Regions from separate parts of the Homo sapiens genome. Here regions 2 and 3 are each linked to region 1. Evidence: chromatin loops called from intact Hi-C (ENCODE). Cell type or tissue: CD4-positive, alpha-beta T cell. All regions are shown on one strand. Each heading gives the region's core, and the rest is flanking DNA. Links, peaks and the distances in the headings are about the cores only.

The links. Hi-C counts contacts between places; a loop is a spot of excess contacts. Peaks named below come from ENCODE experiments on the same cell type or tissue, not always from the same donor. Only the 100,000 strongest peaks of a DNase experiment are listed, where the experiment ranks them.
Region 2: it touches region 1 in a loop (4-fold over the local background); 7 of 110 quality-filtered maps call a loop at or near these places.
Region 3: it touches region 1 in a loop (12-fold over the local background); 16 of 110 quality-filtered maps call a loop at or near these places.

Annotation. Positions count from the first base shown.
Region 1 is chr13:99,651,889-99,662,816 of GRCh38, reverse strand. All of the region lies in intron 1 of CLYBL (citramalyl-CoA lyase), which reads right to left. Among named protein-coding and RNA genes, the nearest start is that of MIR4306, 14 kb to the right of the region's middle. RefSeq lists enhancers at 532-1,414, 3,059-3,574, 4,455-4,504, 4,515-4,604, 6,505-7,704. In CD4-positive, alpha-beta T cell, for the core only: CTCF peaks have their summits at 3,979, 6,325 and 6,525 (motif pointing left); DNase peaks (open chromatin) are centred at 4,036, 4,796, 5,906, 6,496 and 1 weaker place; H3K4me3 peaks cover 2,899 bases; H3K27ac peaks cover 2,499 bases.
Region 2 is chr13:99,955,097-99,966,024 of GRCh38, reverse strand. ZIC5 (Zic family zinc finger 5) reads left to right here. Exons shown (of 2, transcript NM_033132.5): 2 at 206-3,061. The coding sequence ends at 648. CLYBL-AS3 (CLYBL antisense RNA 3) reads left to right here and starts at 8,860. Exons shown (of 5, transcript NR_120421.1): 1 at 8,860-8,942. RefSeq lists enhancers at 7,830-8,804, 8,805-9,780. In CD4-positive, alpha-beta T cell, for the core only: no CTCF peak of the experiment used is centred there; a DNase peak (open chromatin) is centred at 5,924; H3K4me3 peaks cover 384 bases; H3K27me3 peaks cover 4,502 bases.
Region 3 is chr13:100,538,147-100,548,074 of GRCh38, reverse strand. All of the region lies in intron 2 of GGACT (gamma-glutamylamine cyclotransferase), which reads left to right. It also overlaps the pseudogene RPS26P47. Among named protein-coding and RNA genes, the nearest start is that of GGACT, 46 kb to the left of the region's middle. RefSeq lists enhancers at 28-705, 706-1,384, 2,133-2,855, 2,856-3,579, 5,010-5,189. In CD4-positive, alpha-beta T cell, for the core only: a CTCF peak has its summit at 5,086; a DNase peak (open chromatin) is centred at 5,104.

The sequences.
Region 1 (10,928 bases), core at 3,496-8,495:
CAAGCAATCTAAAAAATACTTAATTCTTAACAATGTCTCAGTATCCCTTACCAAAACTGGTGTAATGCTCAGTGAGAATGGGTAACTATTTTACAAATATGCCACACTTTATAAATTATTAAATTGGACAGTAGCAAAGGAAAAGTGGTATCCATTTGTCAGGCTATCCCATAAATCTGTACTTTAAAATGTGACAATTTGTCAAATTTGTTACTAGTAATACTAATAAAAAAAAAGGGTTCCTCTAAAAATATTTGTTTCTGACTCACTATAATTACTGCCTGACCAAAAAAAAAAAAAAAAAAAGTTTTAAAGATTTGGAATACACAAATCTATTTTTTAAAGCATAAATTCAACGAAATAGAACCAATAGTCTAACATCAGTAACTAATCTGATTCTCTATGAAAGTAACTACAGGAAAGAGATACTAGAAGAGATTTAGAATCTATTTTGGCTCAAGAGAATCAATGAAATTCTACTCCTTTAAAAAATTATTAATAGCTTGTGTCAGATTTTTAAAAAATAATTCTGAGTGTTAACATCTACTCAAGTTACTCAAAATCACACGGCACAATTAAATCTGTGCTGAGAGGGATCTTAAATCCAAAACTTTTAAAACTTCTGGGGCTTTTACTAAAAGCATCACAAAGTAAACGACAACCAAAGTAAACCTCTTTAAAGGGACAAAATAGCAAGGAAAGGTCAGGGAGCCAAGGGGGTCAACAAAGTCCTTCTTCCAATTTGGGGTCATTCTTCCCTCCAGCACTGATTGGTCTCCCAATAAATTCCACATTAGCTCCTCCCTTCAGCTGCGGCAGAAACACTTGAACTGCCTTCTCTCTTCACAAAAGTTTAGTTTGCTGATTGGGCCTGAAACAAAGGGATGACAGCAGGGGCACAATTTATAAGGGGGCAGGGGAGGCTGACAGGCTATTGTGCTCTGGAGGCATCCACAAGCTGTTAATTCTATTTTAACATCGTTAATAAGACTGTTAACACATCAGACTTTGTTTAGAGACCTTGAAAACATCAACAAACTATCAAATGACCCACCTGAAATAAAATAGCAACCACTTTGGAAGCATCAAAATCATACTTTAAAAAAAATCCTTAAAACAGTAAGACTAAAGAAAGGAAAAAGGAAATCTATTTCCGTAACAAAGACCCCAAATTCTTATGTTTAATATACTTGGAGCATCCTTATTATTACTCTGATTATATCATCTTCAACCTATGGGTTTTCAAAATAAAAAAGTTATATTAAAATGGAATCACTTCCATGTGCATATGCAAAAAGGGATAAAAAAATAAATATACAGGTTTAAAAAGACATTTAGAGTGAATAACTCGTCTGACAGAATAACAACAGTTAATTTTGCAACAGAATAGAAAAATGTTTTGATCTCAGTTTTTCAAGAAGTAGGAAAACAATCTGTTACAAAAAAGAAGCTGTTTGATTGTACCCTCATGTCTAACTAAAAAAACTAGAGTAACTACAGTAAGAGTAAAAAGTTCTAATTCATGGTTTAAGGGAATTACAATTTTCTGGAAATTCTTCTACTTTTTTTTCTCTTTTACTTTGCTTTGCTTTAGGGATTAAGACTATTCAAAGTAAAGAGTATTATGCTTAAAATTAAGGAGACCAAATAACTTGGTAATCAACATTTAACAATCAATATTGTTAAAGAAGAAATTATTTTGTTTGAATTTTTCGGTGTAAATGTGTTTTGTCAAAAATTTTTTTCAATTAAAATAGCATATTTTTAATGGGATGGTCTACTAAAATCACTAAAATTGACACTTAACTATTTTTTCATTTAAAGTGAAAAACCCAAAATATATTGCAAGAAATTTGTAGCAACATTTTTTAAAAACAATTTTTTTGGACACTGCATCTGAAATCTAATGATGGAAAAAATCGGAAGCATTCTAGATGTGACTTCAAGTACTGATTTTTCAACACACTGCAACACACATTTCCACATGTTAATTTTAAATATCCTTGCCTGTGATTGAAAGAAACAATTATTCAATACTCTTACAAGTACTGGTAAGGAAAATTTTAAAACCATGAGAAATTACAATAGAATCAAATTATGTAGACGGGATACATAGCTTTTAGAACAGAGCAAAGAATTCTAGGGAATATTTAAATATGTTGAGTCCTTTGAGTGTGGCTGTTTGTTGGTGGCCATTGGTGGGTTAGAATTGGGGGAGTTAGTGAATCAAAGACTAGAGAGACTATTCGCAAACACAGACGTTAATATGAGAACACAGGAGTATAAACTTAATGGGTAGATGCAGGGGCAACTCTAAATGCATCCCTGCATTGAACACAATACAGAGATTGTGTTCTCAACAGGTCAAAGGACCAATGAGCAAACGCTGGTACAAGGCTTGGGGACTTGGGGCAACAGAGTCCATGAAAGCATCAATCACCACACGTTTTTAAAAGTGGAAACCGAGGCAGTTACCCTGAAGGATGACCGACAGAGGAATAATATTTGGCTACCACTGTTCAATTGCCTTTCCCAAACACAATGCTTTGCTTGTTTCTCCGGCTTCCTGCAATCTTTCATGTTTTAGATACACACATTTCAATCCAAGTATTTCAGTTGCCATAACAACTTCATAAATTTGTTCTCAGATGTCCTTTTTAATCACATCATTTAAAACAAGCTGGATGTGTCGCTGGAGTGCCTCAATTTATTCCATTCGCACCTAGCTCCTAAGGAGTCTGGTATTTGTTTCTTTTTCTCTAAGAAGCTCAAACACCTGAAAATAACATCGCTATCTCCTCTCTGTCTCCACAGGCAAGGGAAGTTTTTTTAAAAATGCGTGTGTGGCCTTATTATTAAGTTTTTTAAATCCAGGTGATATTATGCCCAGAAATCGCCCCCTGGTTCACAGAAGAGAGACTGCTAACGCCACCCAGGTCTGTACAGGAGGCCCCTGCCCAGAGAATGCTGCTTTATTTCCACATATCAATTATTTATGCCGCCAAACAGGTTTTTGATAGAATCCTAGTGGTTTTAATTGGCTTCTGGTGACTATTACTATATAATACCTTTAAAATATCATCTACCTTATGATGGGAAAATAAAACTATGCCAATATGTAAGTTTCAACGGCATGCATTAATTTTTAAACTACTCCCGGATGTTTTAGGATTTCCTGCCAATAAAGAATAGGGCATAGTATTCCTGGCATCATTAAATAAATGACTTTTGCCAACATCAACAAGCAAACAATAGAAAACAGGACTCCACCAACAAATGAAAAGGGGGTGTCAAAAAATTCAAGCCTGGCTTTTTGCATATGTAGTGAAACTGAAGGCACTTCCCCAGCAAGTATTGAAATGCACAGATAAGAACACAAAAGGCCTTGAAGTGGTTTGAAGGGTCGCAATTTGCTATTAAACACAGCAGATGGAAACCTGTGAAAGCCCACTTAACGGAACTTTTGAATGCTCCTGTGTGAAATCAAGAGTCATGCACAAGTTAGGGCAATCACTGATTCTACAGTTTTTTAAATTGCACTCTCAGTTTGTTAGAGGAGAAATACACACACACACGCATATATATACATATATATATATACACACACACACACATAGCTTAGAGGATGATTTAGAAGAGGAATACTAATCCCCTCTCTGTCAGAAATTAAAATGCAAGGGTGAATAGCATGCAACTAAGTACCAGCAAAGAGTAAATATTGGTTATGTTTAGGAAAGAGCATAAAAACAGATGTGATATAAAGTTAGACCTTTCACTTCAAAAAATACTAAGCAACTAGTTCTTTGCCCCTGGGGGAAAAATCTCTTTTAATTATGTAAAAAGTGAAGAGACGGTAGTAGGATTCTTTACCTTTGAATACTAAATTAGGAAACAGCAGCATCAAAGGCAGGCTTGATCTGTTTTGCCTGAAAAATTAATAGGCTTTACAAGTCCTTTGCAATGGAGTCTAGGATTGCATAAAAAAAGAGGCTCTGGTGACACCAACAGTCCCAGGAACAAAATGCAGCTGTGGAGGCGGGTTGGGGGTTGGGAGAGGGTTTTTGTTGTTTGGTTTTGGGGGATTTTTTTTACTTTTCTTTAATCAAAATGGATAAACCCGGCTGCCGAAACTCCGCAGAGAACCTGCTCTGCCCGAGGCTTCCTCCCCACCCCACCTCCTTGTTCCTGTCCACACCCCGCCCCGCTGCCTGTGGCCGAGGCCTGTCGCCGGGCTGGAGGGCCTAGCTACCCCAACTCCGCGGTTTCAAAGCGCAGAGAGTTGAAAGGAGGGGAGGCCGGCGTGGGGGAGAGGGACACAGGAGGAAAGGCCTCAGTCAGAGTCCCCGGCAGCCTCGGGGTTTCGCGATGGTTCCCTCCTGGTCCCTCCTGGAAGTGGGAGGCGGACCCTGCGCTTTGCAGCAGAAACTTTCTGGGAGCCTGGAAGACTTGTCACCCAGTCCGCGGTCTCTCCAGCAGTGGGAGGAGCGCTGAAGGTGGTGATTACTATCGACAAACCTAAAATTCTTTCTCTTGAGAGCTCCCACACTATTCACCCCGAGTGGGCCTGCGGATGAAGCTGCTGGTGCCAAAAAGGGTAGGAGGGGGCGCCATGGCAGTCCCCTGCCGGCGGCCCCTTATGAAACCGGGCCGGTTGCTCTGCAGAGCGCACGCAGGCGGCCTTCTGCTCGCACATCGAACTGGCATCCTCGTCTTTTGTCCATGACGTCCCTGTGCCCCACTGCTGCAGCCGAGAGGGACCGCGGCACCAGCGGGCAGGGAGGGCTGGCGCGCCCCGCCAGGTCAATAGCAGGAAACTCCGAAGGCAGGGCGAGGAAGGCACGGGCTTGGGTTCTGCCCCGGACTGCGAGGAAACATGGAGACTCAGGGCGAGCAGCTCCTAAGGAAGCCGACTTGGCTTCTGTTCCTGGGAAAAGCGGATCAAGAAACTCGCTGAAGACCACTATTTACAGATGAGCCACAGCAGAGCTGCTTAATTCACTCAATAACAAACCTTAATTGCTCAAAACAAAGCAGCTAAGTCTCTTTAGAGTGCTTCAAAGGCCCTTCACATTGTAACTTGCAGTATAAAATGTATGCAATATTTCCAAAAAAGAAAAAAAATTCAGAATCAAGGATAAAGTTAGAACTTTACCTTAATCTTCTTTTAAAGAGTTTTTTTCCCCATCTCCCCCTCTAATTAGGTCAAAATTTAGATGTTATTATGATCTAACTACAATCTGTTTATTTTACTGCCTTTTTAAAAGAAAAGAGACATTTGTGCCTTAATCCTAAAAAGCCCCAAATCTGAATTTAAAAGAATAACATTATTGGACAATTATATGGAAAGTCAAGAAAGATTTTTGAAAGAACTATCAAAAGACAATATTTATATAGAATTCAAGCATTAGCGGTGAGCCTGACACAGCAAAACCATTGTATTTTCCACTAGTTTTGTTTTGCTCTATACAGCTGTGTTTTCACAGATGCAAAGCCATGTGTCTCCACCAAAAGGTTTAGCCCTCCCTTCAGATGTGAATGCGGATCAAAGGTTCAAACGCAGAAATACAAGATCCTTTTCCCTTTGGAACATGTTTTTATTTTTCTGCAGTGGCTGCAAACCAGAATTTCCATCTGTTGTCCTTCTGCAGTATACAGGTTAACCTTAACAGTGGGGCTCGGAGCACTGTTATCTCAGCTAAGAAGTGCACAGATGAAGCACGTCTGCATGTACCATCAGAGCAGCTCCCCAAGATGTCCACGCAGCTAAGACAGAATTGAACCAGGCAGGAGCAGAATCCATTTTAGTTGACATATAGAAATTAATTTTCATTTCTGTGCAACATCAGAACGGATGATGAATTTAAGATGGGGTTTTGCTTTCACACCACATGCACCTTGGTAAAGATAACATCAACCATGATTTCCTGTCTGTCCCTCCTCCTTCCTAGAGCCAGCAGTATGCAATAAGACATTTTGCATTTGAATCTCAGCTTGCTGAAAATTCTCTAACAACAGAAAATGATTTGATAAAACAACTCATTAATTTTAAGTATCTTACAATTTACCAACCCATAATTTTGAATGGAAATTTTAAAAAAATTTGTTACCTATTAATCCTTTTAATAACTCATCCTCTCAATTTCCATTTCTTTATCAAACATACCCTCAGAGTGACTGAGAGAGAAACAGGTTTCTCTATTACCTACTCTAAACATGGATTTACTGCCATGTAAACATTGGCTTAGGAGAACAGTAAAAATGCGGCAATGCAGCTAACAAGGTGGGAGGCTTTGAAGGTATTTCTGCCAGGTTTTTAAGGTCACTAAATGTTAAGAGAAAAATGAACTAGAGAGGAACATATATATATACCTATCTGTAGACGATCAAGAGAGGTTAGAGGGACAAATGGCGGGATGACAGATACAAAGCTTTGGCTAGTTCATGGGGAGATTTTACAGAAGCCCAAAGTGGAAAGTGCCGTGGACCCGACTGAACACCAATGTGTGAGTGCCATCTAGTGGTCTGCCTAGAACTGCACCCTGGTCTACTCCCTGACAAACACGCCACCCTAAGGTCTGGGGGTTCTCCACCCCATTTCTCCACCGCATCCTGGCTCATTCTATCACTCCCAACCCTTCTATCCGATTACTGTACCTTTTCTGCTCTAATTACAAATAAACTAAAAAGCCAAAAAGCCTCAGAAAACAAAGCAGGAAGAGTGATAATCTCAAAGGTGGGGGTGGGTCTGGAAAAAAGGAAAGTGGCCTCACAGGTCTCCCCGCGAGACTGTCACAGAGCTGTGCAGGAAGGCTTAAAAGGGCTGGCTCCAAGACAATAAGGAATCGTCTTGACCGCACCTGCGAACCAGACTAAATGAAAAGTGCGCCCTGCCGCCTACACATGCCCTCTCTGTCCTCAGTATGTTAACCTTTCTGGGGGGAAATAATTAACTCGATGACTGGGCAATGGTTCACTCATCAATATCTCTTCCTAGGTGCTCTGTAAAGAGTCAAGTCCAATGTGACGTAGGTGGAGCTAGTGTTCATGATGTCAGGCCATCCCTGCCATCTGACTCACGGGCACCCAGACAGGGCCACGTCATCAGCTGACACCAGGTCCCACAAGCAAGGCCCACACAGCTTCCCAGGCTTCAAATACTTGCTCTGATTGTCAGCTTCATGGCAGATCAAGCCACCAATGTGTTATTTAGTGGGATGAAAGAGGACGCCACCCCAGGCTCTGCCAAGCACACCCCCTAGTAGCGCCCCTCCAGCCACCAAGGTGGCAACACAGCCTGGGAGAAAGGCCAGAGCCCACTGACTTGCATTTCTGTCCCAGCAACTAGAGGTTGCTGAGCTGTCTTCATTCCATGAGTCACACCTTTGCATGTGGGCACGTGAAAGAGCATACATCATCTTGCCAGTAACGAAATGCAACACCAGGCCAGGCGCAGTGGCTCACGCCTATAATCCCAGCACTTTGGGAGGCCGAGGCAGACAGATCATCTGAGGTCAGGAGTTCAAGACCAGCCTGGCCAACATGGTAAAACCCCGTCTCTACTAAAAATACAAAAATTAGCCGGGCATGATGGCAGGTGCCTGTAATCCCAGCTACTTGGGAGGTTGAGGCAGGAGAATCACTTGAACCTAGGAAGCAGAGATTGCAGTGAGCCGAGATCACGCCACTGCACTCCACCCTGGATGACACAGCAAGACTCCGTCTAAAAAAAAAAAAAAGAAAGAAATGCAACACCATAGTGCTGGGCCATCACTCCCATGGGTTCTTAGGCCTGGTGGGGAAGGGGGTTCTTCTTCTGATAGATCAGCCACTGCACAGAAAGAATGGACTTCGGAGCGCGATCTCGGCTCACTGCAACCTCTGCCTCCCGGGTTCAAGCAATTCTCCTGCCTCAGCCTCCCTAGTAGCTGGGACTACAGGCGCCCGCCACCATGCCCAGCTAATTTTTTGTATTTTTAGTAGAGACAGGGTTTCACCGTGTTAGCCAGGATGGTCTAGATCTCCTGACCTCGTGATCAGCCCGCCTCAGCCTCCCAGAGTGTTGGGATTACAGGCGTGAGCCACGGCATCCGGCCTGACATTTTAGTTTTGTTAAAATGCTACTGAATCTAAAGACTGTGACTTACCTTTCATCTGGCACATTACTGGCTTTGAGGTTGGAGGCTATGTGCTCTGCCCACCTTCATTTTCACCCAATACCCTGTACACAACAATCAAGTAATATGTAGATGATGGGATTGCTTTGGAGACCTTGATAGTGAGTGAAACTATGGTGAAATGGAAGCAGCATAATATGCTGGGAAAGAGAAGACTTGGGAGAAGAAGATTTGGGTTGGAGCAGCCCACCCTACCGCACTGGGGCTTGGGATGAGGGTACGGAGGAGGACACGAGCCCCAGCCAGCCCCTCCTCTTTGCCCCATATGTGTGGGACATGCCAGCCTGCACATCCAAGCTCCTGGCCTCACTCCCCACTGCCAGCCCAGCCTCAGCTACCCCTCAGGTCTGGGGTGCAAATGCTGCTACTCCACTCTCTAGGATGGACCCAGGGAGAGGTCCATGGATGCCCAGCTAAGGAAAACATTTCCCAGCCTCTCCTGCATCTGAGTGTATTCATGGGTCAAAGTTCTGATTGATGGGATGTGGTCAGGGTGAGCAGAAATATAGTGTCCCCATAAAGGAAGGCATGTGTCCCCCTACCCCACGTGGTGGGAGCAAACCAAGCAGCCGCCTTGGGGAAGATGTGTGCCATGTGCTGAGGTTGGCAGAACCATAGCTAAAGGAGCCTGAGACCTCACTGAGCCATCGTTATCAGCCCTGCACCACCTAACCATGTTTCAAGTGAGGGGGGAAGAAATTATCCTTGATAAAGTCATTGTATTTGAAGATCTTTTGGCCATAACACCCAAATCTGTATCCTCACTTATATCCTAGTTATGGATGAGTTGAATGAAAATGGGCATGTCCAGCCCATCATACCCAGCATATCACCCTTGAATCAATTGAAATTTGAGCAGGAGAAGGAACAAGTGAACCAAAACCACACTGTCAGCGTCCTGGGAGATCTGGACAATTATGAGACTCAAAAGTGGAGGAGAAGGTTAATAACTGGCCAGGATGAAAAAAAAAGAAAAAGCTAGAGAACAAATGAGAAGCCAAGAAAAGGAGAAAAAAGTCCCAGTAGCTTCTCATGTGGTGTGTCTGAATTTCCAAACAGATGCACGTAATTAAGTAGGTTTATTTAAACATGAAAGATCACTATTTCTTTGGATCATCATAAGGCTGGTGAACAAGCACCATGATCTTTGGATGAGTAGAGGGAGGCAGAGACCCCTGCCAGGAGTTACAGGTGAGTTGCTAGGAATGGAGGTCTGGAACCTAAGTGTGCTGGGTGCTCCCCCTTATATACAGGACTTTTTTTTTTTTGGCCGGTCCTCCTTGTCCCCAGGCTAACAGCCTCATGACACAGATTCCTTAGCAGTGGCCTGCTGCTTATTCCTGCTCTTTAAAAAATAGTACATCCATCATGATACTCCCATTCTGAAACATCCACAGGTGCTCCTAGTGCTTAGAAAACAACATCTGAAGTCTTTGCCTAGAATTCAAGGCTGTCTACAACTGGACCCAAACACCCTTCCAACCTCACTCTCCACCACTCCCCTCTACAAACCCTTGCCCTTCAGATTGGCTTGTCTTTTCCCAACAAACAGTATACATTCCTGCCTCCTGTGATTTTCCTCAGGTAGCCCCACCTCCCCCAGGGCCATGCCCTGCTACCACACACGTGCAAAGCCCACTTGTCGTCATGGGAGTGTTATTTACCGCCACCAGCTCATCTGCTTTTAGGGTGTGTCTCCCCAGCTCATGACTGCAACTCTTCCCAACTTTGTGTCAGTCATACAAGGTGGCCAGCACAGCCCTTCCACTTGGGAGAAGGGCATCCATTGTTTTGATTTGATTGATTCTTAAGAAGCAATAAGCTTCAGTAGCATCCTCACCTCCGACACCCAGGCGAGAGCCTGCCTGTTATGTGGAGGCCTCTGAGTGGCTTCTCCCTGAGTATGGAGGTGAAAGAGGCCACGACACCACTTGCCATTTGGGTAGCATTGCTGGAACATTCGGGACCCTTTCGCACCTCATCCATCCATGGCTACTCTGGATCCTGCACCCACAGGTCCTACTTTTGGCAAATCAATGCTGGCTAGCAGGGGCTATAGTGTTATCCCTTCCCAGGATATCTGCTTTTTATTTTTTTAATTGAGATAGGGTCTCACTATATTGCCCAGGCTGGTCTCAAACTCCTGAGTGCAAGTGATCCACCCGCTTCAGCCTCCCAAAGTGCTGGGATTACAGGTGTGAGCCATGTCTGGCCAATATCTGTATTTTAATGGACAACTTCCCTGCTTGCTCAGAACACTTGGCAAATCACACCAGACAGGCCAGTTGGGGCACTGGAGCACTGGAAATGGAAGGTTTAGTCCTGTGGTGAACAGTCACTGGCTGTTGACTATCCCAAAACACACTTCACCCCCTGAGGAACTTGCCTCATCCTACCCACAGCTGACAGTGTGCTGGGATTATCATCAAGGAGCCCAGCTCTCCCAGAGCCAAAGGGTGGGCCCTATTAGCCCAGTTGGACACTCCCTCCCTGGAGCCTGCATCCTGAGCAGAGTTACAGACTGAGCACCCTGGCAGCACACTGTTCTCGTGGCTGAGCAGGGACACAATGGAGAAGGATTCATGTCGGCATGCCTACAGTTGCTTTCCACCGACGGTGTGAATGTGTCCATATCCTTCCAGGAAAACCCCCTCTTGCCAAAGCCAGATGTGGTGTCTGTTGCTTACAACCAAGAATCTTTTTTTCCCCCCAAGATGGAGTCTTGCTTTGTCGCCCAGGCTGGAGTGCAATGGC
Region 2 (10,928 bases), core at 3,572-8,571, 300 kb before region 1:
CAGGTCCAGGCAAAGCCACCAGGTCAGCAGAATCCAGGCCCATCCCTGAAGCATCCCTTCCCTTTTGTGAATTAGGAAGAAGAATTAGGCTGGGAGTTGGTCTCTGGGAGAATAGGAAAAACACAACCTTGGTTCTGCTTCAAGATTTCTGTCAAGAGAGGGGTCTTGGAAAGCCATTGTTGACCTTTCCTGTGTTTCCTTGCAGGGGAAAAGCCTTTCAAATGTGAATTTGATGGCTGTGACAGGAAGTTTGCCAATAGCAGTGATCGGAAGAAACATTCCCATGTCCACACCAGTGACAAGCCCTACTACTGCAAGATTCGAGGCTGTGACAAATCCTACACTCACCCAAGCTCCCTGAGGAAGCACATGAAGATTCACTGCAAGTCCCCGCCACCTTCTCCAGGACCCCTTGGTTACTCATCAGTGGGGACTCCAGTGGGCGCCCCCTTGTCCCCTGTGCTGGACCCAGCCAGGAGTCACTCCAGCACTCTGTCCCCTCAGGTGACCAACCTCAATGAGTGGTACGTTTGCCAGGCCAGTGGGGCCCCCAGCCACCTCCACACCCCTTCCAGCAACGGAACCACCTCTGAGACTGAAGATGAGGAAATTTACGGGAACCCTGAAGTTGTGCGGACGATACATTAGAATTTATTATTAATAATAATAAGTGAAATAATAAGTGGGAGTCCTTGGACCACATCCTAACCTGAGACAATGCCGAGCCTGAGACAAACCCGTGACTCAGACTTGCCACCGGGTCTAATTAGCCCTATTTATTCAGTATGAAACCCTATGGTGTTTGTACATTTAATTAATTTAATTAAGATATTTGGGCTTTTTTTTTTTTTTTTCTTAAAAAACAAACAAAAAACAACCAAGCTGGACTTGTACATTGCAGGAGGATGGGGCTGGGGGCAAATTGTACCAAGGAAAATGAATGGAGAGATTAGTTAATGGCGATACACACTGCCGATGCAATATATATATATATATATATATACATATATATATATATTATTTTTTTTAAAAGGGGGAGAAAAAGAGCATTAAGTCAGAACTTAACACAGCACCAAGGCCCTCTGCATTTCCCAGAGTGCCTCTCAAATGCCTTTGACACCATACCATGGGCTGCTTTTGAGCCTCCTTGTTGGACCCTAATTCTGCCAAGGCCTCTTGATTGTAAACCACACACCTGCTGCATTGCCAACAGATCCTGTTCCGTACCTGTGTCCAAAAACATTTGTAAAAACCCTTTGAGTTTAATATTTGTAATTTTTAATTTCCACTCTTTTATTACTGATCTTAGCTTAATACAATATTTTTATACAGGATTATTTCTTCAGTATCCTACTGTGTGATTTTAAAAAAAGATGCAGCAACCTTAATATATCTCCATATCTTGTGCTACTGTGATTGTTCAAGCAAAAGTGGAGAGAAGAAAAGCTGCTGCAAAAGACAACTGTGAAACTGTGATATTTTATAAAATAGAAGAAATTCAAGTGCTTTCTTTTTCCTATATGTTTTTTTTTTTTTATCTGAATTCTCAGATACTGCCTCCTAACTGTGTCCAAACTTCTTGTGTAATAAAGAGATTCTGTTTTCGATCCTAAGTTCTTTGGGATGCCAACATTCACAGTCAAGTCTTGAGGAGGTGTGATGATGGCATCATGCCTATTTTTTTGGAAAGCTGTTGTTTTTAAAACAGGCCAACACCTCTTTTATACTGTTGTATCAGCCTTTTAAAAAGTCTATTTTTCAATGCCTGAAACTGCATTTTAATGCATTTTCTTCCACCTGAGCACTGAGCACACCAAACTGGAATCCATTTGAAAATGACAGTGTGTGAAGTGTATGATTTACATTAAAAGAGGGGAGGGAGTTGCCATACATATTAAAAATTTTTAAAAGGTTTATAGTTACCACCAAACACTGATGAATGTGTGACCTTTGCCAGAGCTGTCAAGCTAGGATAAAAAAGGTCAAGGACCTAGGACAATAACTCTTAGTCGATTTATTTTCGGTTGGTACAACACATCTCCTGTGCAAAATGTAGTCCATCAGAAACATCCTACAGATACACTAAAGAGCACTAATTTATCCTTAGAGACCCCGAAGACACCCCCTCCCCAGGGTTTGTAGAAATTTGTTTTGTGTGCTGTGAGTGGTTGATGTAGTCTTGTCATTGTTAATAACTTGTATGTGAACACTATTATTTGTACAGTTGAATTAATTTATTTTCAGACATCATCCTTTTTTTTTTTCTTTCCTGGAAGAGTTCAAAGCACACCAAAGAATTATATTATACATTTTGGTGAAAGATTGTCATTTATGATCCATGGTTTATTTAAAAAAAAAAGGAAAGAAAATGGAAAAATATATTTTTAAGCTTACTTGAATGAACAACGTAATGTGAAAACCAAGACTCTTCCTGCATGTCTTTTTTGCATTGTGTTGATAAGATTATATATAGTTTATAGATATATTATATTACTAGTACAGTGCATGGTGCTGTCACTTGGAAAGCCTTTCAATGTTGTCTTCAGATTGTTGTGATGAATATGAAACATGCAGACCCTCCTTTATAAAGAAAAAGACCTTAAAACTTGAATATGAGATAATTTTACATTTTAAAAGTTTATTTGATTTTCATATTATTCACTTTCAAAGCCCTTTCAAATAGAAAAGGTATGAACTTTTGGGGGGATAATTTATGTATCGTAAACTTATTAGAACAAAATATTCCTGATGTATAATGAGTTGTTTTATTTATACAACTTTTTCAATGGTAGTTTGCACTATTCTTTATTATGCTACAGGTTTATTTATTATGAAACAAAGGAATATGTATTTTATGTATTTTACCATGCATAGGTTAACTCTTTGCCACAGATTTATTGGTTCTTGATACACCTAAAATAAAAAAAAATGTGTACCTCCAATAGAGAGCAAGCAAGAATGATTATGAAGTAACAAATTTAATAAAGGTATTCTTGTTATTATTGCTTATGTTTTACATAATGGCATATCTCTCATACAAATAGAACAGGTTGCTAATGGAGTGAATGTCTTCCCTTGGTCTCTTGATTTCTCAGCCTCTCCCCAAGCAATACAATATTTTTGCAGCCTGGTTTAACTTAACAACTTACAAGCTTATCTAGGAAACACAGATATTTATGAAGACTAAGCCTTGCAGGTTATACTTACAGTAGCATAAATCTTTTGGGTTACTGCATTTATTTGTTAAAATAAGTAATATCCTGATTGATTCTAATCAGTGAAAAGCCAAAAAGTGAATTTTAGCATTTCTTTGGTGCCCAGCCTCCAAAAGGAAAAAAAAGAATAAAGAAAATGTGGAGGAAGGGACGGTGAGGCTTCTAGACAAAAAGAAGGTGAAAGCAAAATCAGTCAGGGGCTGAGATAGGTATTGAATGAAATTGAGTAGTGGGCATCAAATGCCTCTTATGGCGTGGGAGATCAAGATGCAATTTTACTGTAGTTTGTTCTGGAAGTTGAGTGGCTATTGGTAATTTAAGCTCAGCATTTTGGGCCAGGTGTGTTGAACAATTAGATTCTTGCATGGCAGCAAAATATTCAAGTGGCTTAAATGCAGGTGTTTGGCTATGCACATTTACAAGGCTGGATGTTTGCTTGTGTTTTTGTTAGCAGATACAAAACTGATAAAAGTCAGATAGTTAAAAGCAACTGCTAGTAATGTCAATAAGCATTTCTCTGAAAGGTTATAGTGGCTTTTAAAAGTCAGGTTTGTTAAATGTAGTAAAGGTGAAACAGGTTGCAAAGAGTTGTTTTAACTCAGATGACAATAACCAGCACACGAAGGAGAAAAACACTCATAAATGAGGGCCCCAATCAATGGGAAAACTTATAGCTCTCTAATGAAGTTTCTTGTGAAAAGAAGGGTGACACAAAGCCACCAAGACATGAATCATTCATGGGAAATATAAAAGATAAAAGATATCTGACAATGAGCAGAACCTTGTATAGAGTGTATAAAACAAGTTTCCCCTTCTTATTTTCTGCTTTAAAACGCACAATCTCCCACTCCCAGCATTCTCTGTCCAGTCTATAGAGTTAAAATTGACCACTGCTCGTACTGCGCCACTTCAAAGTAATTTAGTCCAGAACGGAAGGCTTGGCGCTCGGACAATCTTCATGGTGTGTTAAGATTTCTATGGCAATTGGCAAGCAAGACGTTCCCATCTGAATATGTCTCAAAGAAAGCCACTTATTGACACTAAGTTGGCTATCATCAAAGACTTCATCTTCCCTAGGCAAAACGTGGCCCTTGCAAATACTGTTTAAATCATCTACCTTTGTTTTGCAGGCTAGGAGAATCTTCAAACACACAATTATTTGAAATTTATGTATATATATTTTCCCCATTCAGGATGCTCTTGGTAAAGCTAATGGTCCTAAAATCTAAACTCCATAGAGTTTGAGGGTGGGAATTATATTCTCTTAAGGAGTTGGAGATGGCCACACAAGCATCATAACACTGGGGACAGGAAAAGAGGAGGCCCAACTATCTGCAAACATGTTACACTCTCATAAGTGATCTCTTCCACTTTGGGGAAGGTTTTGGAGACCATTGTGGTTTTACCCACCCAGTAATCTATCATCTGTCATCTCTCTGTCTGTCTATGAAATGGGACAAGAGGTGCTGGCCACTAGTATTTTTAAATCCCAGTTGGGTTAGGAAATCCAGCTCCTGGGGAGGGGGCAGGGGAGACATCTGGTTTCTCAAGTGATCACCTTAAGCCAGCAGAAAAGAAGGCTGATCACAAGGCAAACAAAACAACCCAGCCGCTTATTATTAATGGCACTTTCATCCCCTCACATCACTCCTGGCCTGCCAGTCCACCCACAGTGTAGCAAAACAGGATGCCCAGCCACGGAAGCCTTCCAGGTCTGGAGGCACAGGCAGGCCGGCAGGGGACCCTAGGTGAAACTGCCCTGGGGACCCCAGTACACTTCCCCTCTGTAGACAAAAACTCAGCCCTACACCCACGCACTCCCCGAGCACACATTAACATACACTGCAAGTGCCTAATCAGGCAGGGAGAAGTTCAAAGCCATGTTTTTTTTCTTTTGGAAATTCAAACTACTGCTTCTATGGTCCATCCACGCGGAGCGTCAGGATCGCTGTGGCAGTGGGCAGGGCCAGGGGAGTCGCCGGCAGAGGGGCCACTGTGATTCGAGACAGTCGATGAGACACAGCTGCAGTGACCTTTTTACTTTCATGCCAAGTTACTTCAGTCCACTTGCACCTCATCAGAAATTTTATATATATATACACATATATACACATATATATACACATATATATACATATATACACATATACATATATATACACATATATACATATATATACATATATACACATATATACATATATATACATATATACACACATATATACATATATATATACACATATATACATATATATATATATTCAGCGTTTAAGATTCTTCCATAGAACCTCCTAGCTTGAGAGAAAGGGGAGAGAAAGAATGAAGAAAGGAGGATAGGAGCGGAGGAGAGTCGGGGTGGGGAGTGGGTGATGTTCGAAGGGTGGGGGAGAGGGGCAGGGGCGCCAGAGCCCCAGCTCCTCTTCCTTCCCTCCCCACCTAAGTACTTTTATTTGCAGAGCGATTGTTCTTTGTTTATTTAATACAAGTACTGTGTGAATGGTGAAAAATAAACACGATGAAAAATAACCAAACAGATGATTCCTCCGAGTGAAAAAGCCCGGACTTAATAAAAGTGCGAAGCAGTCACCGCTGAATGAGAAACCCTTTGAAGTGGAACTTATTATAGGAGGAATACTTTGGGGTTGCCTTAACGACGCCGCTGAATCGAAAGCGCTCGCCTTTGTCAGCGATTTGTTCTCCTTTGCTGGGGTGCCCAGAGAAATTACTTACATGGGCTGCCTTAACATGCAGCCTGCAAATCAGTAACTTTGCAGCTCAGACTCGCAGACGCCACTCGGCTGCGGACAAAAAGAGTCAGGGGGGAAACGCACCAACCTTTCACGCCGAGGCTCTGGGGCTGGGGGCGCACGGGCGTGTTGGGGTCGGCAGATAAGAAGTTGTATTACAACGCCCCCCCTCGTCCAGGCTTCCCTCTTCTTCCCTCTGCACCCCCTCGCCAGTCCGGGCTGGGGCTCTGCGGGCCCGGACTCCGCTCGGTGGCAGCGGAGGCCCGGCTCCTCCAGGGCCCACCGGCGAGGGGCGCTCTAGGGCGCGCGGCCGGGCGCGGGACTTTCCCAGCAGCTCGGGCCATATTTAATAAGGGTCGTTCATCACCGAGGCGCTTTGAAGGGTCGCCTCCAGCCCTGTGCCCATTAGAAAGGCGGAGGTGACATTTAAACTCCGTTTTCAAGGATCGCGGGGGGATTTCATTGAAAAGGCAACTCGTTTGTCTTATGAGCCTGGAAACAACCCCCTTCTCGCTCCTTTTGACCACATGGCATAACTCAAAAACAATAGTTCAAAAGTGAAATGGCATCGTGGTGTTCATTCGGAGACAGGCCCCCATCTAGCACCAGAGAAAAGGGGTAGTCCGCAAGACAATGTGCTTTTTGTGTCCGACTCTGTCACAAGGATTGTGTTGTTTGCTTTGGAGGCTGCGCCTGTTATACTTTCCTGAAAGTGCTTGTGTTAAACAAGAGTTATAAGTCATCCAAAACAACAAACATTTTGATTTTCTTTGCCTAAAGGGCTTTCCCTGGCTATGGGCACCGTGAAAAAATAATGTCCTTGCTGAGAAAGGAACACCAGTAGTAGCATTACAAGCGGGCGCATTAAATATTGAATGACACGGGAAAAAGAGCTTGTCGAGGGGCACTCAGCCTTAAAGTCTTTCTTCAACTTTGTCTTCGGTGGCTGCTGGACTATTTAAGATGGTATTAATTAAGGCAGCTTCGGATGCTGCCCAGCCGGCCGGCCCCTCGGCCGCGCTCGGTCAATGGGCCTGTGCCCCCGCGCTCTGCTCACGCGTTGGCTGAGCCGAGTGCAAATGTCACTTCTCATTTGGAGGCTGAAGAGAAGTGCCCATCCTACATTAAGGGCAGCAGGGATGCAGTCAGCAGCAGGCGTTAAAGGAATACGAGGGACTGCGGTGAGGGGAGGGAAGGCGGGAACAAAATGGGAACAGCTGCCCGGGGCGGGGTCGAGAGAGTGCCCCAAGCACAGCTTTTGGCACATTTTGGAGAGCGCCGCTGGCAAACCGGGGCCAAGCGGGACTCGCTGGGTTGGAAGACCCCCTCTCTTTCGTCGTTCCTGCGTGGGGAAAATGAAAACTCTAGCTCTGCACAAATCCATTAGGCAGGCTGGCGGGGCGTTATTTTACAAAGGGACTCGCTTCTACAAAGAAAGACAAAAGCTTGGTGCAAACAGGCGTCTTGACTGACTTCCACCTCTCCCTACGGTCCCCTTCACAGATCACAAACAAATAAAGCCCAAAGGACCTCAGCCAAGGATCTCCAGATCCAATTTTACAGATGGCGAAACTGAGACCTCAAGCAAGACTCAAATTGATTTTTGTCAATATTCCCCGAAGTCAGAGGTTGAGACCCTCTTTGAGACCAAAGATCCAGGCGGGAGTGGAGTTCTCTTTAAAGTCGCCAACAACCACGCCAAAATGTCCCTTTCCCCTGCCCCCCATTGCAAGTGTTTGATTCAAAGTCAAATGGAAATTGGTTTCAGCAGTTGAAAATTCCTAACATAAAAAAAGGAATGAAGCTTACTGCCAACTGACTGTGGCATAAATGAAATGCATGCTCTGAGAAACTCTGTTAACTATCAGTTCTTGATGAAGAGAGACAAGATTTGGCTGGGCAGAGGGGGCAGGGCATCCCGGCAGATTGATTTCTGCAGCCAGAAGCCCAACAGGCGCCCCCGTCTCCCTATGTGGCGTTTCACCTGGATGTGGGCCTTCTCTTTTACCACACGACCCCTTGTAGGTGGGGGGAGATGCAGTAAAATGCCCTCCCCACCCCCACCCCCGTGTGTGTGTGTGTGTGTGTGTGTGTGTGTGTGTGTGTGTGTGTGGTTAGCACCCTTAGCTTTTGATCCATTTGCAATGTCTGATTCTCCATCTTAAAATGTGTCCATTCAGGGCTCCCTCTGGCCTTTTGGATAAGGGGCGGGTCATGTTTCCACCAAGAGCCATGTTGCAGGAGAACTAGTCCCTACCCTTCCTGCAGAGACTGGAATCTGAGCGCAATGGGTGGCCGGAGAGCTCGCATTCAGACAGCCCTGAGATGCGGGCCTGGGGCCCTACGCCCCATTGGCAGCTGGAGGCGTCGCTCTGGGGCCAAGGAACGCCTGGCCGGGTCAGGACGCGGGCAGAGGTGGGCGGTGGGGCAGCGAGAGAGGGCCGCGCCAGAGCAGCCCACTCCCGCACAGCCTAGGACTGGAGTTCCCAGGCCCAACCGCCTACCTGAGTGATCTGTTTTGCACATCTTTCCTCATTCCTCTTCTCTGCTGTCCCTACCTCCTCTACTTTTTTGCATGAACAGGGCCCAGGCCAGGATAACGGATGCAGAAAGATGGCCTTTTGGCCCGGAACGCACTCTCTCTCGTACGCATACACCCACCTCCCTACCACCCCCCCCACACACACGCTCACGCGCAATTCAACCCCCCCAGCCCAGCCCCAGCCAGTGCACTGGGCACACGCTCGGGATCCAGGCACCTTGCCAAGAGCTCGCGAGCACCCTGCGTGGCACACTGGTTGGAGTTCCTGCACGAAGTGGCGGGGGTGGAGTGAGGAGGGAGGGGTGGGCGGCGGTGCACGCCGCCGACTGCTGGCGGTGAGCACAAGTTCAGTGCTCAACTTCCCGCTCTTAACGAGACCCGGGATCCCTTTGGAGAGGCCCTCGGGAGCTGGCGACAGGGCTGGGAGTGGCGTGGGTAAGCTGGCCGGCGCGGGGCGCGGGCGGCGGGGCACAAGGGCGCTACAAGAAGAGGGCGCGAGGGTGCCCGCGGCCAGCCGGGCGCTCCGAGAAGTCAGCGCGAGCAGCTGTGACTTCACCTATTAGCCCCGATGTCTTTCCGAGGAGCCTGGTGGAGTTAAACAGCCCACAATGGGCGCTCTGGGGCGCCTCCAGCCTGACCTCCACCCGGGTTTAATAGTTTCATAGGAACTTCATTAAATCAATTACTTAGTGAGCACATCATCATTTATTTGTAATTAGCAGCGAGGAGCGCGTTCTCTCCCCCAGCCCGCGGCCCGGGTCCCAGCGGGGTTGACTAGTTGTGCAAGCACTTTTGTTTGCTCGAGTGTTGACTCCCGGCATTATTCGGCCCGGGTAATCTTTACGTCTCAATCTAGTATTCAGGGGGCGAAAGGAAAACAAACAGGGCGCAGGCCGGAGGCCAGCCCTTTGGTCCCAGCCGTCCCAGAACTCGGCCCTCGCTGGGCGTGCAGGGCGCACCTCTGCGGCCCCGGCTCCTCCCGGGAGGAATAGGCGAGAGCGCCACCGGGGCAGAGGGGCAGGAGCCAGCCCGGAGGGTCCAGAAGGAAAGTGGCGAAGGAAGAGGCGATGAAGGAGAGAAAGGAGAAAACCAGCAGCAGGAGCTCTGGGCCTGCAAAACGAGCACAAAAGGGGAACGTCCAGGCTCGCGCACGTGTGCGGGCGGCATTGGAGGGGGAATGCGCGTTGTGCGTGTGTGCAAGTGTATGTCCATGTGTGCATGTGTGTGTGCGCGCGCAGGAAGTGCGTGAAATCACATCCATTTCAGCTGCCCACGGCTGGGCGGAGAGGGGAGTGGGAGCAGGAGGTGCCGGCCTGGCGTGCGCGGAGGCAGCTCTCTGGGTGTCCGAGCTGCAAAAGTGCTTTAATTGGGGGGCTGCAGCCCCGGGCGCAGCTCCACTGCGGCCCACAAATTACGAGCGAGTGGTTAGCGAGGAGCGGGGAGTTGCTGAAAGCCGGGCCAGAACCTGCGCGTGCGGAGCGGCACGAGTAATGGCTCCGCAAGGAGTCGTGATTCCTTTCGAGTGTAATCATCTTTCCCCACACGCCGCAGCGCCGGCCAAATCTCGTTTACATCCAAGGAGTTGCGGCTAGCCGGGCCAGAAACGTGGGCGACACGCCCCTGCGTCCTTGCCCCGGCCCCGATTTCCGCTCCAAGCTGGAAGTCCTTCCAGCATAGGAAACGCTCAACTTCTGGGGCTATCCCAGCTCAGGAAATGGAGGAGGGCGGGGAGGCGAGGGGTCATTGATGAGCCGGCCTGGGTTCCCCCAGGAGCAGGAGAGTGTGAACAACTGTGAGGCGAGGAAAGGCCGTGGGGAAAAACGCTCCTCCAGAGGGCTTCCAGAAGAAACAGTGGCTCCTGGGGATCCTTGAGGTCAGTCTCTTAGACTCCCTGGGGCTGTGAGCTTCTGAGGACCGGGTCCTGAGTTTCTACCTTGGTTCTGGCGGCCAGGCCTGGCTGATCGGGGTCAATACTTGCAGGTAGGGAATGTGCGAAGGCGGTGGTTGCCTTGTGGATTTTCTAACCAGTGGTTTCAGTACAGATCGAATCAGTGTCTGGAGTGTTTGTTCTCTGGTGGGACTGAAGAGGGTTCTGTGGCCCTGTGGTGAGACAGGGTCCGTCCTGGAGCGGGGGTGGGGAGGCAGAGGGCTGGGGTGTGGCCCCCAGGCCTCTCTGGACAGCCCCAGACCTGGAGGCCGCTGGCTATGGCTGTGTCTGGGCGTACACCTGCGCGAGGGCGGTTGTACTCCCGGGAGTGGGAGCTTAGCTTGCTGGGGAGCCTGTCGCGAGCTCTCCTGAGGCCCCCAGTCTGGGGAGCCAACGCCGCCACAGTGCTCTGGGCTCTCAGGAGGGTGTCCTAAGCCTGCAGCTGTCTCACTCCCCCAGTCTTCTTGCTTCCACCTTTCCTCAGGTCTCACCAT
Region 3 (9,928 bases), core at 2,787-7,786, 890 kb before region 1:
TTTAACAAGTGGAGAGCGGGCTGGGACAAGCCACAGATTCTTGGCTTTTCCCGGCTGCCCGGGGTTTTGCTGCCCCAGGCAGAATAAACATATTTTGAGCAACTGCCAGCGTGTGATTGCTGCACCGTCTTCCAGCAGGCCTGGAAAAATACTCTAAAAGGCAAACCGTTTGCTGTGTTTCTTCGTGGGAACTCACTGCTTAGTCAACAGCTGGTGTGCATGGGGCCTGGGTGGGCAGAGAAGGCCCTGGTCTCCACCCCAGTGCCCAGGCCTGCAGGGATTACGGCCATCTCATGCCTCTGGGCCTGCTCGACCTTGACCCTGCTGCCAAGAGATGTCTCGTTCTTGTCCTGTTTTATTGAATGTCTCCAGAAAGCAAGTGAGTGTAAGGGAAGCCAGCACAAATCTGTAGAAATGCTTTGGACAGACTTGGGTACTTGTGGAAACCCTAAAGAAAAGATGAGGAGCTTCAGCTTCTGATTCGGGGCTATGAAGCCTGCTGAGCTCCGACAAGAACGCACACGAGTGACAGTAAGCGCAGACCAGGCCTGCGCGGGGCCTGCCTGCCTCCCGTGAGCTCATTCAGTCTTGTTTTTAGATTACCTTTTTTGAGGTATAATTTACATACAACAAAATCCACAGATTAAGTGCACAGATAGGTCAATGATTTTGACAAATGTATCCCCCATGGAACCGCTGCCCAATCAGTATAAGGAGCATTTCCATCTCCCCAGAGGGCCCTGTGTCTGCGGCAGCAAGTACCCCACCCCCTCTGGTCTGGGTGCTGTCCCGGGAGGTGAGTTTTGCAGGTTCATTGTCAGTGGCTGTGATGGGGGCTGATTACATCCCGCCTGGCTACTCTGCACGTCCTGCTTCTGCCCTGCTCCCGGGCCTGGTCTGAGGGTCTGGAGACCTGGTTGTCTTGTGGGAAGGAAGAGGTGGCAGAGCCGGCACTGAATCCAGGGCCTATGAATGTGCCCCCAGGGCTATGTTTGAACCTGTAGGGTTTGAGAGACAAGGAGAACTTGAAGGATTCCCAACAGCCTGAAGGCCCATCGTGCCTCTTTGGGAATCTGGGCTGAGTGGGATGGCCCCTTGGCTTCCTGCAGTATTTATGAAGTGCCTACTGCATGCGCCGGGCCGTGCCAGATGACGTAGGGGGGTGAAAGGAAGAGAAGGCGAGACCTCGCCCTCGAGGAGCTGTGGTTTAGAGGCATGAGGATGGGCCATGCGACTCCCTTGCTCGAAAAGCAAGAAAAGGTGCAGTCGAGAGACCTAGAAGAGGCGGCAGCCCTTTCCTCTGCTGACTCGCAGCTCAGCCTCGCAACTTGGCATGGAGGGTTTTAGTTGTTAAAAACTAAACATTATTTTATTACATATTCCATATTTGTTATTATTTATTCAGAGACAGGGTCTCACTCTGAGGCCCATGCTGCAGTGGTGAGATCATGGCTTATTGTGGCCTTGACTTCCTGGGCTCAAGCGATCCCCCCACCTCAGCCTCCCAAAATGCTGGGATTACAGGCATGAGCCACCGCACCCAGTCTATTTCCTTATTACAAAATTCTCAGCATGGAGTTTTTCATTCATCTTTATGTTTATGTTGTACAATATCAGTTTTAAGTTTCAGTGCATTTAACTCGTGGAATCACAGAAATGACAGTTTTCATAACTTACACATGCGTATTTCTTTTTTTTTTTTTTTTTTTTTTTGAGACAGAGTCTTGCCCTGTCGCCCAGGCTGGAGTGCAGTGGCGCCATCTCGGCTTACTGCAAGCTCCGCCTACCGGGTTCACGCCATTCCCCTGCCTCAGCCTCCCGAGTAGCTGGGACTATAGGCGCCCGCCACCATGCCCGGCTAATTTTTTTTGTATTTTTAGTAGAGATGCGGTTTCACCATGTTAGCTAGGATAGTCTCGATCTCCTGTCCTCGTGATCCACCCGCCTCGGCCTCCCAAAGTGCTGGCATTACAGGCGTGAGCCACTGTGCCCGGCCATCTATTTCATTCTTATCAGAAAGTTAACTGAGCTGTTTTTCACCTCTTGAGGTGCACATATTCTATCAACACTGTCTGCCTTCACCTACTGATGATGGAGGAAAAGAGGGGGAAAGGCACTCTGGGTGGCCCAGCAGGTTGCCCTGGCTTTCTGTGTCATTTTCCGAGTATGTGGTTGGCTGACGCATGTGTAGGAAGGGACATGATGGGGCCTTTGGTGTCTGAATTCTCCGAACCCTTACTTCCTTCTGTAGGGGGAACAGGTTCTGCTTGCAATGGGAAGTGCAGCAGCTCACCCAAGCTTCACCCTAATGCCAGAAAGCCCCACACCCTGGGTCTACCACGATCCCACACTCCTGGGCTCTCCACTCACAGGAGTGCTGTGTTATTCCAGCAGGCTTCGCTTTGCTTACAAAATACAAAGACAAAATCGGGAATTTCAGGATAGTGGCAGCTTCTGAGTGCCAGTTCCATGGCACATGCCAGGCAGGCAGGCAGCCCAGGGTGTGCTTAATAAACCCTGAGGGCACCTTCTAGATTCAGGAGGCCACGGCAGATGTGACTGGAGCCTGGTATGAGGGCAGCCCAGGCCACTGGCTGCCTGGGGCCCTGGAGTGCTTGGGGGCAGTGAGGGGGTGCCCTCCTCCAGGGGCCCTGGGACGTGGAGGTCAGGAAGGAGGTCAGGAAGGGACGTGAAGGCTCTGCTGCCCTTGCCTGGGTCGCCTTGTGTGTGAGTCACTTCACCTCTGCCCCAGCTTCCCCATCTGCAAAAGGGGGGAGAAGCTGGGAGTGAAGCGGCCTCACCATGTGGTTTGGAGCACCAGGTGAAGAATGTAAGTAAAGCACTTGGCATGGGGTGGGCATGGAGTCAGGGCTCTCCCTTGGGGGTGGCGTTGATCCCCCGTGAGCCACAGGTAGGTCCGGCAAGTGGAGCCAGGTTCCTGAGGCCGTGCCTGCAGGTTGGCCCTGTGTGACGAGGTTGACGGCATCTCCAGTGTTGGGCCGCTGGCCGCCTGCCCAGCATGTGTTCCTGGCTCTGCCTCCTGCTGCCGCCTCCGCTGCGCCTTCTGAGTGTCACACCAGGAGGCAGCAGGGGCTGGCAGCACCTCCGCTCCTGCTGCCGTGCCTGGAATTTGGGGCCATGGCCCTGGCCGGTTCTCCATCCTGCCTGTTTGCATAGAGCTCGTTCCCTGGCCTGGCATCTTGGGATTTTCCAGTGATTCCTTTCCATACTTGAAGCAGACATGGGGATGCAGGGGATGGTCATGTCTGCGTTGTTGGTCACTGAACATTTTAAAGGTGGCAACACAATTGCCTTTAAAGTGATATGGCATGAAAAAAATCGTTATTTATATTTGGCATGGCCAAAGAGTAAAAACTCAAGGGATGGTTGCTGAGGAGCATTCAGGAGGCCTGGGGTGGCATCAGGGACCAAGTGTCCGTTTGATTTCACAGACCCGTAAGTGTTCAGTGTCTTGAGCGAACTGTGAAGAGGAGACCCTGGCCTCTGATTTCAAAGGCGCCAGCGTTTTACCGGGGCCGGTGCAGATAATGGAAGAAAGGTGTTTTGCCAGGGACTTTTCCGGGGTATGCAGTGGGGCTGGTGAGGGGTCTGCCTTAGCAGGAAGCCCTTGCCTTTGCTGTAAAGAAACTAGCAAGCGACAAAACGAAAGCATCAAAGAGCCAACAGGATGCGGCCCGAGCCCTCCCTGGCACGTTGCCCCGAGCCGCGCGGGGAAGAGTGACCTTAGGGCCCGCCTCGCGCACACAGGCCAGGCACAGGTTGAAAGTTCAAGGCATTTTGTTTTTTCACCTGTTTCCTACAGTTCTAAGAAACTTCTGAAGAATTAATGTGTAACTATATCAGACACTCGGCGTTTTCTCCAGGGAAAATAATGTTACAGTGGGGGAGGGAGGGGAAGTGGCTACTTGATGAGACACAAGAAGGTTTCCATAAAGTAAGAAAAACCCTCTCTAGGGGAAACGTGCACAACATCGCATGTGACTCTTACTCCATCTCCACCATGTAGAATGGCTGCGTTTGCTCAGGGCTGGCACAGTGTGGGGCTGCTGGTGGTCACAGAAGGACTAGAGCAGCAGTTGGTGTCCTTGAAACCAGTGTACAGCCGTGATCACCATGCCCTTCGTGAGTCTGGTGGGCCCAGGATCTGCTGGGGCCAATTTTGACACGAGGTATTGAATGACAAAAGCAAATTAATGCAGCAAATGTAAAGATAGAGATAAGCTCTTTGCCATGCCACCTTCTGGACCAGGAGTTTATGATTCTGATACTATTTCTCCCTGGCCAGTGGCAGAGCCCCTCTGGCAGGGGCCTGAGCTTCATGCTACCCAAGTCTAAATCATTTTACTTTTTTCTAACAAAGTCTTAACTTGCCAACTGGCAGTATGCATTGTTACTGGCTTGATATATCATGTGGAGAAAACAGATGCTTTGACATGATGACATACAGATTTTACTAACATTTCCTCCTGTCATGAAATTTTCATATAAAGATGAATATTTTCTTGAGGCACCATTTATAAAGGTGGTTTTTATGTTAGAAGCTGGTGTTGGCCAGGCGTGCTGGCTCATGCCTGCAATCTAGCACTTTGGGAGGCCGAGGTGGGCGGATCACAAGGTCAAGAGTTTGAGACCAGCCTGGCCAATATGGTGAAACCCCATCTCTACTAAAAATACAAAAATTAGCCAGGCGTGGTGGTGGGCACCTATAGTCCCAGCTACTCAGGAGGCTGAGGCAGGAGAACTGCTTGAACCTGGGAGGCGGAGGTTGCAGTGAGCCGAGATCGCGCCACTGCACTCCAGCCTGGGTGACAGAGCGACACTCCGTCTCAAAAAAAAAAAAAAAAAAAAAAAAAAAAGCTGGTGTCTTTTTAAAATCCTTTTGTAAATTAGTTTAAGAAGAGTTAAACACTAGCCCTTTCCTTGTTCGGTTCACCTGGTCTGCGTATGCATGCTTTTAAACGTGTACCAGGCATATGAAGTGGTTGTGATTTGTAAACTATCATCATAAACTCTTAAATCCTGCCTTTTACACTCTTGCCACCAGGTGGCTAAGAAAAAAGAAATCAAGAAAAAAATCTAACAGTTATGCAAAGGACTCGTAATCACTTTCAAGTTCTGCTTCAGTGGTGAAATATGAAACTATAGACGGACTGCGTTTCAAGAAGGAGAACTGCTGAATAAGTGACAGGCATTTCAGGCAGCGCCCGACCAGATGGACAGCTCATGAGTCTTCTTATTTTCTCAAATATTGGCAATGGGAAACCAGATTTTGCTGATCTAAAGCTTTTGGAGACTCTCTGAGCCTGTTCCACCTCCATGCTGTCCCCTGGATGCCGCTATTGTCCGGACCAGTTAGCTTTGGGACAGAGGTTCAGCTTTGGCCTCTTGGATTTCCAGAGTGGAGGATGCCTGAATCCTGACCACAGCAGCAGGCCGCCCTTATCCTTAACACATCAGCATCAGGGAACGACATCTGCAGAGATGTTCAGTGCCCTCAGAATTGGCTCTAGGAACCCAAAGTAAAATTCTCCAAACTGATGTTAAGGTCTCATGCATGTCATTCTTTGATTCTGTGTATTAACAGTAAGATGCTATGAGGAAATCCGTGCACGAGGGATGACAGCGTGGCAGGCTGGAACACGCTTTTTAGATTTACTTTCGTGGACTGGATCTGTTAAGAGTAAGGCCAGCGTCCTAGGGCACAAACCGTGCTCTCCCCAACGTTTCCACAGCGTCATGAAGGACGATCTTGTCCCATGAAACAAACCCTACCCGTCTTCTTGCTGGGGGGGTCAGCGGCTGCTCTGCTTCTCCTGTGCACCCGGGGTTGCTCTTCAGTTCTCTAACTTAGTAAGTTGGACTGGCAGCCTCTTGGTTGTACACCATTTTATTCTTGATTCGCTTTTCTGATTCAAAGTGAACCTGAGTGCCTTAATCCTCTAAGGGGAATTAATTGCTTGTTTCAGTGCTTAACTCTGATCCTGGCTCAGTCCCCATGGGGACAAGTTTCTTCCTGTTAGGATCTGTGTGTGTTGTTCAAAACACAATCAGAAAGGTAATGAAGTTTTTCTTATGACAGAAGCCAGAAATGCAGGCTATTTTCTTTTCTATTGCATAAGTAGTGTTCTCAAACTAACTTTATGTTATGAAGGATGCTATTGAACTCAATACATAAAATGTAGAAAATTTTAGTTGGTCATTCTAGCAGGCTGGATTATTTCCTAGAAATGAAGGTTAACTTTTATTGCCTGGTTTTATTTTACAGAAATAAGCTATCATCTTCTGCAGAAGACAATTACTGAACTGATTTTCCAGAGTTGGAATTAACCTTCTGTGGCCTAATCACCTTCATTTCTACGTAATATCACCCTCCCAAGCATTTTTCTTGGTTTTGGAAAATCATTAAGGCCACAACCACTACTCGATATGCCTGATGCCCTCTCCCACTTATAATGTGTTCATTTTTATTTTTGAGAAGACTATAGCTAGTAGATATTTCTAGAAGATGTTGATAAAGGATGGAGTTAAGTGGAGACCTGAGGAGGGAGCAGGGATAAGGAAGGGCCAAGGGGAAGAGGGAATTCACATTCATCAGGTGCTCATGCCTGCACAGTCGGCAGTCAGTGGAGGGTAACTCTTTGGGGTAAATAGGAGGAAATGGAAGCTCAAGAACTTGAAATCACTTGCCCAAAGTCCCACAGGTGCTCAGGGATGGAGGCAGGAACTCAAGTCAGGCCTGTTATGGCACAGTGGATTGTTTGATACTTGCCCTGCACTCTGTCCCTAAATGCCCATCTACAGAATTCTGAGGTTGCCTTTCCTGATGCTGGCCCTGCAAGGGCTGGGCTCACACTGTGTCTGATGCAGCAGGGCTGACTTGGGGGCAATTACTTCACATTAAGGTAGAGACCAAGAGAAATACTTGTTTTAATCTGGAAAAACTCAGATGGCTTGCCTACAGCCGTTTCTTACCATTACTCATTAAACCAAGCCCTTACATTTTATCTGAGACCCTGACTCTAACCCTGTGCCATGGAAAAACAAACAAACAAACAAAAAACTAGCATGGTGAGAGGGGGCAGGGTTGAAGACACAGTAACATGTGGCTCTCAGAAGGTGGCATCCCCTTCTGCAGTGGCAGTGTCACCCCTCCCAGCCCGGCCCAGGGGCCTGGTGCACCCAAAGAGGAGCCCGACATTTTCTCAGCCAGAATGAATCACAGGCACATTCTGCTGCGGTTCTGAGAGGCATCTGGCCAGTGTTATAGACTTTTCATGTGTCCTGTTGGTTGTGATCCTCACAGCAGCCCTTGGAGATGGGCTGAACATGAGAGACAAGGAACAAGAGTACAAGGAGATAAGAAGCTCAAAAAACAACAAACAAAACCCAAAGCTAGCAGAAGGAAAGGAACAGTAATGATTAGAGCAGAGATAAACAAAAAGAGAATTTTAAACAACAGAGAAAATCAGTTAAACCAAGAGTTGGCTGTTTGAGAAGACTAACAAAATTGACAGACCTTTAACTTAAATAAAAAGAGAGAAAAGATCTAAATAACTAAAACCAGAAATGGACGAGAAAACATCACGTCCTACAGAACAACACATCTTGCAGAAATAAAAAGGCCAAGAGAATATTATGAACAATTATGCCAACAAATTGTCTAACCTAGATGAAATGGACAAATTCCTAGAAAGACACAACCTACTGAGACTGAACAGACCTACAACTAGTAAAGAGACTGAAGCAGCAGTCAAAAATCTCCCCCAAAAGAAAAGCCCACTCTCTCTCCGGTCCGTGCCTCCAAGATGACAAAGAAAAGAAGGAACAATGGTCGTGCCAAAAAGGGCCGCGGCCACGTGCAGCCTATTCGCTGCACTAACTGTGCCCGATGCGTGCCCAAGGACAACGCCATTAAGAAATTCGTCATTCGAAACATAGTGGAGGCCGCAGCAGTCAGGGACATTTCTGAAGCGAGCGTCTTCGATGCCTATGTGCTTCCCAAGCTGTATGTGAAGCTACATTACTGTGTGAGTTGTGCAATTCACAGCAAAGTAGTCAGGAATCGATCTCGTGAAGCCCGCAAGGACCGAACACCCCCACCTCGATTTAGACCTGCGGGTGCTGCCCCACGTCCCCCACCAAAGCCCATGTAAGGAGCTGAGTTCTTAAAGACTGAAGACAGGCTATTCTCTGGAGAAAAATAAAATGGAAATTGTACTTAAAAAAAAAAAAAAAAAAGCCCAGGACCAGATGGCTTCACTGGTAAATTCTACCAAACATTTACAGAATTCACACCAGTCCTCCTGAAACTCTTCTAAAGAATGAAGAAGAAGGAACATTTCAGTGTTGAGCATCACCCTGATACTAAGGCCAAAGACACTCCAAGAAAGAAAACTACAGACTAATATTCTTGATGAAGATCGATGCCAAAATCCTAAACAACACACTAGCAAACAGAATTCAACAACACATTAAAAGGATTATATGCAATGGCCAAGTGGGATTTATTCCTGGAATGCAAGGATGTTTCAATATAAGAAAATCAATCAATGTAATACACTACATTAACAGAATGAAGGAAAAAACACACAATCACTTCAATTGATACAGAAAAAGCATTTGACAAGATTCAACACAACTTCATGATTTAAAAACAGTCAACAAAGGAACAGAAGGAAATTACCTCAACATCATAAAGGCAGTATATGAAAAGCCCACAGCTAACATGATACTCAGTGATGCCAGAATGAAAGCTTTTCTTCTGAGATCAGGAACAAGAAAAGGATGCTGCTTTCATCAGTTCTGTTGAACATAGTTCTGGGAGTCCTAGCTGGAGCAATCAGGCAAGAAAAAGAAATTTAAAAGGCATCCAAGTCAGAGGTAAGAAGTAAAATTAACTCTATTTGTAAACAATATGGTCCTGTATAGAAAATGTAAACATTTCACCTTAAAACTTTTAGAACTAATAAGCAAATTCAGTGAAGTTGCAGGAGACAAAATTCACACAAATAATTATTGCATTTTTATACACTAACAATAAGCAATCTGAAAAGACAAACTATTCCATTTATGATAGCATCAAAAAGAATAAAATACTTAGGAATAAACTTAACCAAGCAGGCAAGATGTGTACACTGAAAAGTACAACACATTGCTGAAAGCAATTAAAGAGGACATAAATAAATGGAAAGACATCCCATGTTCATGGATTGGAAGACAATATTGTTCAGATGTCAATATTTCCTAAAGTGATCTACAGATTAATGCAGTCCTTTAATGCAGAAAGAGGAAAACCCAATCCAAAAATGTATATGGAAATATCAAAGGACCTTAAATAGACAATGTGATCTTGGAAAAGAACAATGTTGGAGGTCTCATACTTCCTGACTTCAAAACTTATCATAAAGTTACTGTAATCAAAATAGCATAGAACAGGAATTCCTCCTTATCTGTGGTTTTGCTTTCCGTGGTTATTGTTTAATGGGTACAAAGTTTCAGTTTTGCAAGATGAAAAGGTTCTGGAGACCTTTTTCACAACTCAAATATACTTAACACTACTGAACTGAACACTTGAAAATAGTTATGATAAATTTTATGTTATGTGTATTTTATCACAATTTTTAAAACTCCACAAATTAAAAAACAGGAAATACAGAGAAGGATTTGGTTTATCAGATAAAATTTAAAACAAGTAGGGAACAAAAAGCATAGGGAAGTGTAGGGTGCTTTGCAAACCATCTCTGCCATTGCAGAGCCTGAGTCCTCCACCATACTTGACAGGGTCACCTCCCTTGGGCCTTGGGGTCAGTGCAAGTGACAGAGCCAGAGAGGCTTTTGGAGTCCAGCAGGCCCAGGCTCAGTTCCTGCTGCTGCCTCTCACCAGCTTCGGGCCAGAGCCCTCATCTTA